Regions from separate parts of the Homo sapiens genome. Here region 2 is linked to region 1. Evidence: chromatin contacts called from ENCODE Hi-C data. All regions are on one chromosome and are shown on one strand. Each heading gives the region's core, a stretch centred on a gene start or an enhancer-like site at or near the end of the contact. The rest is flanking DNA. Distances are from core to core; before and after follow the strand shown. Region 1 overlaps PAN3 (poly(A) specific ribonuclease subunit PAN3). Region 2 holds the start of LINC00426 (long intergenic non-protein coding RNA 426).

Region 1 (6,220 bases), core at 2,865-5,364:
GGCTCATTTTCATTGACTTTTAGGAACTTGTTAGAATTGTGAGTTCTTGGATCCCACTTCAGATTGTATCAGAAACTCGGGGAATGGGGCCCAGCAAACTATATTTTAACAAGGCTTTAGGTGATTGTGACAGGTGGTGACGTTTAAGAACCAGTGCCATAGCGAATTGTACTTCTTAAATGGCGACTTTACCTCTTACATGTTTTGTATAAATTTGTGTTCTTTATTTTTCTCTAGGCCTCTTGAGGGTAAGAACGTAATATTTCTTTAGGTTCATTAGTACATAGTAGATGCTCAGTATATTTTGCTGATTTGAAATTAATCCTGTATTAAGTGCTCCTTAATAAATGAAATAGCTGGAAAACAAAATTTACCATTTTAACTTCCTTATGGACATTATACCAATCATTCAAATACAAACTAGGTAAATGCGCAAAAGTAAAAGTTACAGCTATTTCACTTGTGTGTATTCTTCCGTTGTACTGCTTTTATTTTATTTATTTATTTAAGAGATGAGGTCTTAAATGTTGCCCAGGCTGAATTCAGCTCCTGGGTTTAAGTGATTCTGCTGCCTCAGCCTCCCAAGTAGCTAGGACTATAGTCACATGCAATGACACTTGGCAGTATACTGCCTTTATTTAAGTAGAACATGCCACTTGGTGACATTTAATCATTCTACATTTGTTTTTCATTATGGCCATGCCATGTAGAGATTATGATTATAGAATCAAAAAGTCCTGGGTTTGCATCCTACCTTTCTCTCTCAGCTATGCAATCCTTATTATCCTCATTTATGAAATAGGGAATTCTACCTCATGGAATTGTTGTGAGAATTAAGAGATAATGGGCATAAAGTATTTGGCAAATGCAGAGGAAGGATCATTTTGAACCTGTCTTCTGGAATTAGTTTTCTTAATAGGGTTTCATCTGTGTTTCTTACCAGAGGTCAAAAATTATCAGTTGTTTTTGTTTATAGGGTTTTTTTTTTTTTTTTTTTTTTTTTGAGACGGAGTCTCGCTCTGTCGCCCAGGTGGGACTGCGGACTGCAGTGGCGCAATCTCGGCTCACTGCAAGCTCCGCTTCCCGGGTTCACGCCATTCTCCTGCCTCAGCCTCCCGAGTAGCTGGGACTACAGGCGCCCGCCACCGCGCCCGGCTAATTTTTTTTGTATTTTTAGTAGAGACGGGGTTTCACCTTGTTAGCCAGGATGGTCTCGATCTCCTGACCTCATGATCCACCCGCCTCGGCCTCCCAAAGTGCTGGGATTACAGGCGTGAGCCACCGCGCCCGGCCGGTTTTTTTTTTTTTTTTTTAACAGACATAATGCCATGTTTTAAAAATAGTGTTAAACATGTATATTATAAAACATTTGGCAAATACAAAATAGTGTATAGAAAAGAATAATAATCCTCCCTTTAAAAGGTTACCATTGTTACCATCTGCTATATTTTCTTCTAGTTGGTTTACTATGGCTGTACTACATGTTGGGTTATCTTCCGTTCACTTAAAATATCATGAGCATTCCGAAGTCATTCGAGACAGTTAACAGAATGAAAGTATAGGTTGGTGTTCAATTGGAAAACATGATGGTATTTGAAGCATTAAAAAATACATGTTTTTTTATTATAAACCTGATAAAATGTTTGCTCCAGAAAAATTTATCTCAGTGATAACTCAAATTATTTATAAAAATTATTTCTGAGGAACAAATTTGTATTGTGCTATAAAAGGAAATGTTTTTGAATGTATGAACTTTAGTTATTCTTTGGTTATTTTATTATATAATGCCTATTTTTATTGATACTGAAGCTAGTTTGTCTTATGGAATTGTAATAAATGTTTACACTATTCTAAAATACAAGAGCACATTGTGATACACAAGGGGTTTATAGTAAATATCATGTCTTCTGTATTTTTGAGAAAGATTTATGAATGCCTGTATTTTCAAGTCATCTTCTTATGAATTACTCTAGCAGTTCCTACAGAGGTTGACAGCTACCATAGCCTATTCCCTCTAGAACCACTGCCACCTCCCAACCGGATACAGAAATCAAGTAATTTTGGATATATTACATCTTGCTACAAAGCTGTAAACAGCAAAGATGATCTGCCATATTGCCTTCGGAGGATACATGGTAAGGAAGATAAGTTATCTTCTTTTATAATCGTATCATTGAGGCTAAGATTATTCAAACCTTCTTGAATATATTATTTAATATATGAATTAAAAATTTTTATTTGGAAATTAGTACCTCATGAGCAATGTATAAATATGGCAATTTTTTTCCATTTCTGATGGAATATGAAGGAGACGTCAATTAGAGTTTACTGGAGTAGAAAAATTGTCTTCCAGGTTTTCGTCTTGTTAACACAAAGTGCATGGTGTTGGTCGACATGTGGAAGAAAATTCAACACTCAAATATCGTAACTTTGCGTGAAGTATTTACCACTAAAGCATTTGCTGAGCCCTGTGAGTAACTTGTAATTTGTCTTTCTGCTGGTGAGCTTCATTATTTGAAGCCAGCTTTCAGTAATGAGTGTTTGTGTTTTATTTTAAGCTCTTGTGTTTGCATATGATTTCCATGCTGGAGGAGAAACTATGATGAGCAGACACTTTAATGACCCTAATGCTGATGCCTACTTCACCAAGAGAAAGTGGGGTAAGAAAAAGATGCAGGCAAACTATATTTTGACTAATGCTTTTGCTCTGTGGAAGAGTAGTTTTCTATTTTAAAATACGTATAATTTTTCCCTGTAATCATTTAGTTTAAAGACTCTATTACATTTTGTACTAGTTGTTTTCATGTTCCTGATAAAGACATACCCGAGACTGGGCAATTTACAAAAGAGAGAGGTTTAATGAACTTACAGTTCCATGTGGCTTGGGAGGTCTCACAATCATGGCAGAAGGTGAAAGGCATGTCTCACATGGCGGCAGACAAGAGAAGTGAATGAGAGCCAAGTAAAAGGGGTTTCCCCCTGTAAAACTGTCAGATCTCATGAGACCTATTCACTACCACGAGAACAGTATGGGGGAAATTACCCCCATGATTCAGTTATCTCCCACCAGCTCCCTCCCACAACACTGTGGGAATTATGGGAGTTACAATTCAAAATGAGATTTGGGTGGGGACGCAGCCAAACCATATCACATTTTAAAAAGAAATATGTCAAAGAAATGGAGATGATGGTCAAGAAGTTAGGAAATAATGTCTTTTGCATATTTACTAAGATAAGATAGATTTTTGAAGACTCACATAGATATCAGATATTTAACTGGAAATGTGTTAAAATTGTTTTTCTCTTTAAAATGTTTTTCTTTTAAAAATATGATGCTTTCTTAATAAAGGTGACTTGGAAAATTCAATAGCTTAGAAATAGTCTCTCTGGCTTCCCTGCCTAAGTACAACCATTGTGAATCTTTTAGTACATTTCTTTTCAATCTTGCTTTGTTTTGTTTTTGTCTCCTTTTGCATTGTTTTTTGTTTTAACCTTTTATATCATATTACATCTTTTCTTTATTATAGGTATTTTCCCCATAGTTTTTATATTCTCTGAATATAATTTAATGATTCCTATTATGACTATATTGTTCTTTATGTAATTATTTCCCTAAACAAATGCTTTTGTTTGAAGGTTGGATTCCATGTTACTTAATCTAAGGTTTCAAAATAGAATTTTAAGTAACTTTTCCTTAAACATGAAATATTTTCTTCTTTGTCCCTTTCTAATATATACTTAAAGAATTGTTTTATCATTGAGATTTTGCAAACAACCAGAATACTTGAATTCTAACAAATGTGTGTTAAAGGGTAAATGATTTCAGAGAAAAGTAAATCCATTTTGAGATGTCTATTCATTAATTTATGTATTTAGGGAAGGTCTCAGTCTATGGGGGCAAGAAAGCAGCATCACGTTATTATGCTTTTTAATCTTAAGATTTTCTTGACTTGAAAATTAAAGAGGAGGGGAGAAAGATTTGAGTCCATATTCTAGTATCTTTCAGATTACAACTCCTTTCAAGACTCTAATTATAGACAAAAATATATTACTTCTGTTTACTTGTTACTTCTTTTTTTTTGCATCCTGACAGTTGAAAAAAGAAAGTTGTGGTTACATGGCTGTTTCACATTTAAAATCTGGTCATAGAATGTGGTCATTTTTTTCCTTTTGCTATGTCATCTGTAGACACATGCATAATTTTGTGGAAGGGGATGTGGTACAACTATTCTTATAGATGACTATAGTTGTTGCTCAAATTTATTTTGGTAGTAACACCTGTGAAATGACTGTTGGCTTTAATTTATAACTGTGTTTCTCAACTGCTTAAGTTTTTGTGGGGGCTGTCTTATGCATTTCAGAATGTTTATAGTGGCCTCTTCTGACTGAAGGGCCTGGCTTCTGCCTACTGAATGCCAGTAGCAATCCCCCTCTACCCCTATTGTAATGCCAGAAATATCTCCAGATGTTGCCAAATGCTGGAGTGGTTTCTTTTGAGAACCACTCTTTTATAGCATTCTTTTCCAGTAATTTTTTAATCATAATTATTCTGTTTTTGGTGTTCACTGATTAATATATTAATGTTTATATTTTCATAGGAAGTAGTCCTTTTTTCTAATAGTTTAAAATATTGTTTGAGTAGTCGTAACTTCCCTAACCATACCATACATGCATAAAAGCCTACCATTTTCTTACACTATGTAATTTATTATCTTAGCACAAGTGAAAAAAAAAAGCAAAGTATAAGAAATATATTGATTTAGAAAATGAGAAGAATAGCATACCATGTGGAGTTGATACGAGATTCAGAATGAGTCTATATCAGTAAAACAACTAGAACAGAGTCTGGCACACAGTAAGCACTATATGTTTGCTGCAAAAACTCTTGTTTCCTTATTACTACATTAATTAAATAGTTTCATTTAAACAGTTCATAGTCATTTTTCACATTGTCTTGGCATTTGTTACCGGTCCCATTTTTTTGAGCCTTCTTACACATATTTCCAGAGTATATTATCTTCTGTTCTGTCCAAATTGAGAGATAATTATTTTTAATTTTGTATGTGCTGCTTACCAGAAATTTTATTCCAAGCCATAAGTACATATTTGCTATTTATTATAAGTACATAATTAACCATTTAATTATGTTGCTTTTTATAACTGATTCACAAAAGGTTGTTTTACAACAATATGAATATAAGATCAGCAGGGTGTAGGGACTCATGCTTGCAATCTCAGCACTTAGGGAGGCTGAGGCAGGTAGATCATTTGAGCCCAGGAGTTGGAGATCAGCCTGGGCAATGTAGCAAAAGTGTCTCTACAAAGAAAAGAATATAAGGTCATATTCCTTGGAATAATTACAAAATCTTGATTAAATTTATATGTCTCCTTTTCTACTGATTTACAACATATTAACAATGACCTAGAAAATATTATCAAAAACCACTTAATGAGTTGATAGAATCCACCTTTGTGGTAGAGGGGCCTGAGTGATATAAGGAAAACAAACATTCAACATAAGTGATGGTAGAGACTTTTATTTCCATCAAGCCACACAATGAACAGCTCTCACATGCCTAAACAATAATACAGGGTAGGATTAGCCAGCCACATTTTAAGTAGAAAAACCTCTACGGTTTCTGTTTTTATATTTATTTGGTTAACAATTACATATAAATTCTTACTTTAAGTAATTTTTATTCAATAATTAAGTGGTTACAGAAAAGAGCATTTCAGTGAGAGCCCTATTGCTGGTATCAATATAAAAGGCATAATCTCGGACAGGAATCTTTGGGCAATAGACTAAACTTAAATTACACACATACATACACACACATATATAAATTGACATGTTGTGCCATGAGTGTACATGAATTGTCTTTGCTAATTTTGATGTTAATGCTTTAGTCTTTTAGTTGATTACTTAAGATGTCATTTTTTGGATTTCTTTGCTGTATAGGTCAGCACGAGGGACCATTGCCCAGGCAGCATGCTGGATTATTGCCAGAATCTCTTATTTGGGCATATATTGTCCAACTAAGTTCTGCATTGCGTACCATTCATACAGCAGGTTTGGCATGTCGAGTTATGGATCCAACAAAGATTCTGATAACTGGCAAAACAAGGTACTAGCATTTTGAGTTTTGGTTTCTTTTATTGAGCGTCTTACCTTTGACAGCTTAGTAAACAAAACATGATTGTTTTAATTCTGCCTTTTCAT
Region 2 (6,560 bases), core at 3,670-6,169, 2.1 Mb after region 1:
CTTCCCCCTAAATACTCATCAGGCACCTCAAACTCAGCATGTTCCCTGCTAACCCCATCATTTCCTGCTCCAACCCAGCTACCACTCCCTGTGATTGTGAACTAGTGGGTGTTACCACAACCTACTTGGCCATTTGAGCTGGAAACCTGGAAGCCATCCTTGAATTCTCATTCTCTGTCTCCTGGCCCCTCATTCAATGACCAATCAAACTTCAAGTCCTACTTATTTTTTTTACCTGGCTTTCCCATGATCTCAGTCTTAGCTTAAGCCCTCATCATCTCATCTGGATTTACTGTAACAGATATCCCTGGCTTGGCTTTTTCCCTCATGAATTTCATCCTCCATGCTGCTGCCAGGGGGATCTGTTTACAAAGCAACTCGGAGCCAGGTGTGGTGTCTCACCCCTGTAATCCCAGTGCTTTGGGAGGCTGAGGCAGGAGGATGGTTTGAGCCCAGGAGTTCAAGGCTGCAGTGAGCCATAATTACACTACTGTACTCCAGCCTGGTGACAGAGTGAGACACTTCCCTAAAAAATAAAATAATGATAATAAATAAGCAACTCAGACATCTAATGACACCAACATTTCTGACCAGCCAATAAAGCACAAACTCCTTTATATATTACACCTAGGTCAGGTGCGGTGGCTCACGCCTGTAATCCCAGCACTTTGGGTGGCCAAGGCAGGTGGATCACCTGAGATCAGGAGTTCAAGACGAGCCTGGCCAACATGACAAAACCCCGTATCTACTAAAAATACAAAAAATTAGCCAGGCATTGTGTCGGGCGCCTGTAATCCCAGCTACTGATGATGCTGAGGCCGGAGAATTGCTTGAGCCCAGGTAGGGGAGGTTACAGTGAGCGAGATGGCACCAGTATACTCCAGCCTGGGTGACAGAGTGAGACTCCGTCTCAAAAAAAAAAAAAAAGTAAAAAAAAATTAATAAAATATATATTACACCTGGCCCTACCTCCCCACCTTTATCTTCTACCTCGCCTAGACTGACATTTTAAGCCCTATCAAGATGCAGCTGTTCATCCCTTGCCTTCCTCTCCTAAACCTGATCATGCTTCCACCTCCCATTGCCTCAAAGGCTGACCTTCAGCTGTTATCCCCCACCATCTCTGACCCTGCCTCTTCCCTCCCAAAGCTCCCATGACCCCAGTGCTTACTTCTGGATGACCCTATTGATTTCTATTATATGTTTATGTGTTGTATCTTGAGGAAAGGGATGTGCTTTCTACTGTCTTTGAATCACCATCCCCTAGAATAGTGCCCAGCCAGTCTTAGAGCAGAATGACAAACAGGGTGAAAATCTAAAGCCAGTTTCAGCACAAGACTGTCAGTATTTTTAGCCTTTTGAGAGGAAATACCGGAAGTCATCACCACCCCCAAACATCCTATGGGCATTTCTTTACTATTAAAACATCCCCATGTTCCTTAACACACAGGTGTGGGGATGGGATGGCTCACATCACCTTCTTGCATTCATCCCTGATTCTTCTTCTCAGTGTCTCCAGTTAGGTATAGACCTGAGTGAGAGACAAGGGTTGAGACCCAACTCTCCATCCCAAGCTATCTTTCCCAAGACCCGAAATCACCTGAGGCTCCCATCTACCTCCCTAAACACACACACACAGACCAAGTGTCTCCTCCCTGCCACACCCTGCTCTCATGCCTGGTTCCCCCCATGGCCTGAAGTGCCTGCCACCAACTTGGCCCAAGTCAGCAGCAATCTGGTGGCATCTCATCATCCCCAGGATGACTATTGGCTTGACACCCTACCAGACTTCTGGTTGCCCCAGTCTCCTGTGGCCACAGCTAAGAAGCTGAGCCTTTGATAAGTAGACAGCACTATTAGGCCCTTAAAGGTCACCCATGCCTTGCACCATAGCCAACAGAGGTGAGAAACATGGCTTCTGTTCCAGGTGATCCGCTGTATACCCTGTTCTGATAGTTACTGAGTACTTACCAAGTGTATGCCACCTACTGACTGTCTTACAAAAGGTGCAACTTGGCATCATAAGAACATGGGCTCCACAGTCAGGCATAGGTTCAAATCCCAGGTCTGCCACTTAGTAGTTGCGTGACCTTGAGCAAGTTACCAACCTTTCTGTGCCTCAGCTTTCCATCTGTAAAATGGGACTGACCACAATAGTACCTCCCTCATAGGATTGCTCTGAGGAATAAATGAGTTAACAGAAAAACAGTGCCTGGGATGTAGTTGGGGCCACACAAGTATTAGCTGTCATTATTCATGTGCATTAGTTCATCGACTTCTCACATCACCCCATTTTACAGATGAGAATACTGAGGCTAAAGAGACAAAGAAGCCCAGACCTAAGCATCTCCAGCATCCATGTCCTCAACCAGTGAGGCCATGCATGGCCCAAATCCCCTCAGCCATGCAGCTAGGCCTCCATTCCCAACGCTTAAACTGGGCAAATCTTCCACATCCTTATATTGATATCACCTATCATTTTAGTAGGAAATGAGCTCTGAGTTGATTCAAAGGTAGGAAATCCTCCTACTTAAAAACAGTTCGTTTCATAAAAACGAAAACCCTTGTTAATTAACACTCCATTAACAGGAAAATGATATGGTGGCAGACTGAGGGCTCAGGGTTCCAAGTTTTGACTCAGTGTTGTCAACAAGCACCTCTTTTTGCCCAGGGAATATCAGAGAATTGTTCATACAGAGACAGCGACCGCAGATGGGGCACTAGTGCCTTCAGCTGCAAAAGGTCGTCTGGCAGGAAGCATGTTGGTCTCCTGGCAGTTTCTTGGGCCATGTGACATAACCGCCAGGTTATACTTCTGCAATTACAGTCCCCAGGGACCTGCCGCATGAAACAGACATTGGTTGTGATCCTGTAAAAAGCCGCAAGCAGTGGCTCTTTCAGTACAAGGAAACCCTTGGGACAGAAAAGTTTACTTTTGCTCAGGCTTTATGGTGACAGCCAGCGTGATCAACAGGAATGCTGCAGTTGGGTGACGCATGAGGCTCAGGAGCCTTTGCGCTTGACTTTGAAAGATTATAAATACACCAGGCTCGCCAAGCATAGCCAGTCAGTTACAAATTACGAGTCATCTTTCGGTTGTTGCTGAACTTCCTTTACACCTCTTGTTTTGAACACAGTGAGCAAACAACGTCTAATCTTTTGGCTGTGGAGTTCCAAGTACACCACAAGGCATCGGGACACACCTTTACCCCAGCTGCTTTGTGTGGTTGCAGGTTAACCAGACATGCAGCTAGGAGTTCACCTAAAACCTTCCTTTCCCCGGTACATACCTTGGTGTTGATTTGACAGCTGGATGCTGAGTATTGATCCCAGTGTTCAGGGATAGTTACTTCATTAAGACTTCTGAGATCCCCCATTTGCTTGAAGATAAAAACAGGCAAAGGTATAAACAGATAAACAGTCACACAAATAAGTAGCTGTGTGGGCCATTACTTTTAAAGCATAGTAGATGTTATTTGTGTTTGGAGAAGCTTAATGATACACTCAAGAATCCAATAGTAGAAACTGTTTGCTTTCAGGAAGAAAACGTTATATCAGGAAGGTATGTTTGAAGAAAAGAACTATATAACAGCGATCCACAATACACCTGTTCATTTGTAGCATAATAGTTACACCTGCTCCCTGGGGCTTTTTTGAGATTTCAGTCTTTGGTGTAAGACACACATACACACATGTGCACACACAATGGTAAGCATGCATGCTCTTCAGCTTCAACCCTCAGTGCGCAGTAAAATAAAAAATATAGTTGAATCATCTGTCTCAGCCCCAGCTAGAGCCCACGTCTTCCAACATGAATTTTAAAATACCTTTTTGCCTTTTAAAATATGCTGTAGAGGCCGGGCGCGGTGGCTCACGCCTGTAATCCCAGCACTTTGGGAGGTCAAGGCAGGCAGATCACGAGGTCAGGAGATGGAGACCATCCTGGCTAACAAGGTGAAACCCCGTCTCTACTAAAAATACAAAAAAGATTAGCTGGGCGTGGTGGCAGGTGCCTGTTGTCCCAGCTACTCAGGAGGCTGAGGCAGGAGAATGGCGTGAACCCGGGAGGCGGAGCTTGCAGTGAGCCGAGATCGCGCCACTGCACTCCAGCCGGGGCAACAGAGCGAGATTCCATCTCAAAAAAAAAAAAAATGCTGTAGATGAGTTTTAGTTTATCCGGGTCCTTTGTAATTAATCTCTGCATTCATCATAATTGGAAGAAAAGCTCAAAGTAAGAAAATAGCTTTCCTCCAAGTTTATTGCAATCAGAGAAAAATACAATTTAAATGTTTTTGTTTCCCATTTCTGTTCCTTACATGCATTGTCTAGAGTGGTTCCTGGTCTATAAGCCAGTGGGTTGAGATACCTGACCAGACCACCTTTTCAACCCAGTTCTTTCTCCTCTTTGTATTTCTCCCATACAATACAGTATTGAATATTTCATAACCTATGGGTGTATGTTTTTGGCAATGTGGCTAAGTCAGGCAGCATTGAGGACTGTCCTGGTGACAGTCCGGTGCAGCCCTCACCCAGGCTCCCACATTCACACCCCTCCACTCTCCAGTGGGCTGTGTAAGTTAACGGCAAATAAATGGCCCAGAATGGCTTCCTGTTAGAGAAAAAAAGGGACAAAGACTTCTGCCCTTAAAACTCTGGTAACAAAAGTAATCTAGTGGAAATCAACATTACTAGGAATATCCTATGATTTTGGTGGTGTTGAGTTCAAAGACAGCATGGCCGAATTGTGACCATCCACCCAGTCACATGAGGCAAAAACCCAGGCCCTACCTGTGTCCTGACCTCCAGCTTCCTCCCCACGGCCAGTTGGTTAGAACGTGTAGGGAGTGTACCTCTCCCAGCCGTGGAATCCCCTCACCATCTTCACCCCTTCCCCACCTTCAAAGACTTTCATGGCCGAGTGTGGTCTGACCACACTTGATCCAAAGCCCTTCCTCTGAGCTCTCAGCTCCACGTCACAACCTCGTGACCACGTGCCTCTCACTGTCATGTGCTTAGATATGTGTGTGTGTGTCCACCTCACCACACACTGTGAGATCCTTGAGGGCACGTTGTCTCTTTCATTTCTGTGTCTCCAGTGCCTAAAATGGAAAGTGCTCACTTACTAAATAAATATACAATATAAAAAATAATTTTTATCCCTTGTCCCATTTGAGATGGAAAATGAGTAAAGTTTACAAGTATTAATATAGTCAGCATCCCACTAAGACCACACAGACACTGAGATGAGCAGAGGATGCTGAGGAGCAAATGCAAAATAAACTATGAGAACTGTGACAGCTTCCAGTGCTCTTCATTATAAATATCAGCAATTGCTAATATCCAATAACATGTCACACACTCTACATTAAATCATCACAAGTCTCTAAGGCAGGTGTTAGTTTTCTCTTTGTACAGCCCAAGAAGCTGAGACAAGAGTCACACAACCAGCCAATAGAGAGAAAAGATTCAAACCCGGAGACCTTCTGTCTCTAATCCCACCCTCCTCCCACTGTCTCCTGCTGCCTCTCTGTTTCAAAGCTTGGCTCTGAGACTATGAGCACTGCCAAAATTTTACAACAGTTTGCGTATGTCATGGTCTGCAAAAGCTGTGGATGGCACTGTGGTGGCAGCCTCAATAGAAGGCTGAGACTACTTACCAGAGGGAGGATTTCCTGAGCTCCGATCACACCTGCTCTTTGTTCTCTCTCTGTCTGTCTCTCTGTGTGTGTCTCTCTCTCTCTCTCTCTCTCTCTCTCTCTCTCTCTCTCTCTCTCTCAATACAGACAGGGTCTCACTCTATTGCTCATGCTGGAGTGCAGTGGCGTGATCATAGCTCACTGCAGCCTCAAAGTCCTGGGCTCAAGTGATCCTCCTGCTTCAGTCTCCTGAGTAGCTGGGACTACAGGCATGCACCACCAGGCCTGGCTAATTTATTTATTTTTATTTTAATTTTGTAGAGACAAGGTCTCGTCCCTTCCCCAGACTGATCTCGAACCCCTGGGCTCAGGAGATCCTCCCACCTCGGCCTCCCAAAGTGCTGGGATTACAGATGTGAGCCACCACTCCTGGCCCACACCTACTCTTTATCCTCAACCCACACCCCCAGGCTCAAACTCAAAAGGAAGGAGCAAACCCTAGAAGCTGCGTAAAACACACCTTGACCTAAAATGTGCTCATGACCAGGCAACTTGACTACATATTCTCCTCGACCTACGGTGGAGTGACATCCCTATAAAAGCCATTGTAAATTGAAAATATTGAAAGTCTAAAATGCTTTGAATACACCTAACCTATCGAATATCAGAGCTCAGCCTCGCCTCCCTTAAACGTGCTCAGAACACTTACATTAGCTTACAGTGGGCAACATAATGTAACACAGGCCTATCTATGTTATAATACAGTGTTGAGTATCTCATGTGATTTATTGAATACTGTACTGAATGTGAAACAGAATGGTTGTCCGGGTACTCACCATTAGCTGACACAGCTGAACGCACACTGCGCCTGAAGAGCGTTTGAAGCATTGAACTAAAATTAATTGCTGGGTGATGGGGATGCTA

Evidence for each region. Hi-C counts contacts between places; a loop is a spot of excess contacts on that map. Pooled maps may share reads with other maps.
Region 2: a map with no recorded cell type shows a loop between it and region 1 (9-fold over the local background). The contact joins the promoter of LINC00426 here to the enhancer-like site in region 1. A Hi-C loop is called at or near these places in 2 of 37 single-sample maps with no recorded cell type and 2 of 50 pooled maps.

The regions. Positions count from the first base shown.
Region 1 is chr13:28,264,742-28,270,961 of GRCh38, forward strand. PAN3 (poly(A) specific ribonuclease subunit PAN3) reads left to right here. Exons shown (of 19, transcript NM_175854.8): 10 at 1,974-2,135; 11 at 2,354-2,470; 12 at 2,559-2,660; 13 at 5,960-6,125. Among named protein-coding and RNA genes, the nearest start is that of PAN3-AS1, 130 kb to the left of the region's middle. Within about 2 kb of position 4,115, at least 3 of the 41 ENCODE cell types and tissues checked have a DNase peak (open chromatin) inside an H3K27ac peak, as active enhancers do.
Region 2 is chr13:30,368,995-30,375,554 of GRCh38, forward strand. LINC00426 (long intergenic non-protein coding RNA 426) reads right to left here and starts at 4,920. Exons shown (of 5, transcript NR_024464.2): 1 at 4,789-4,920; 2 at 3,291-3,380.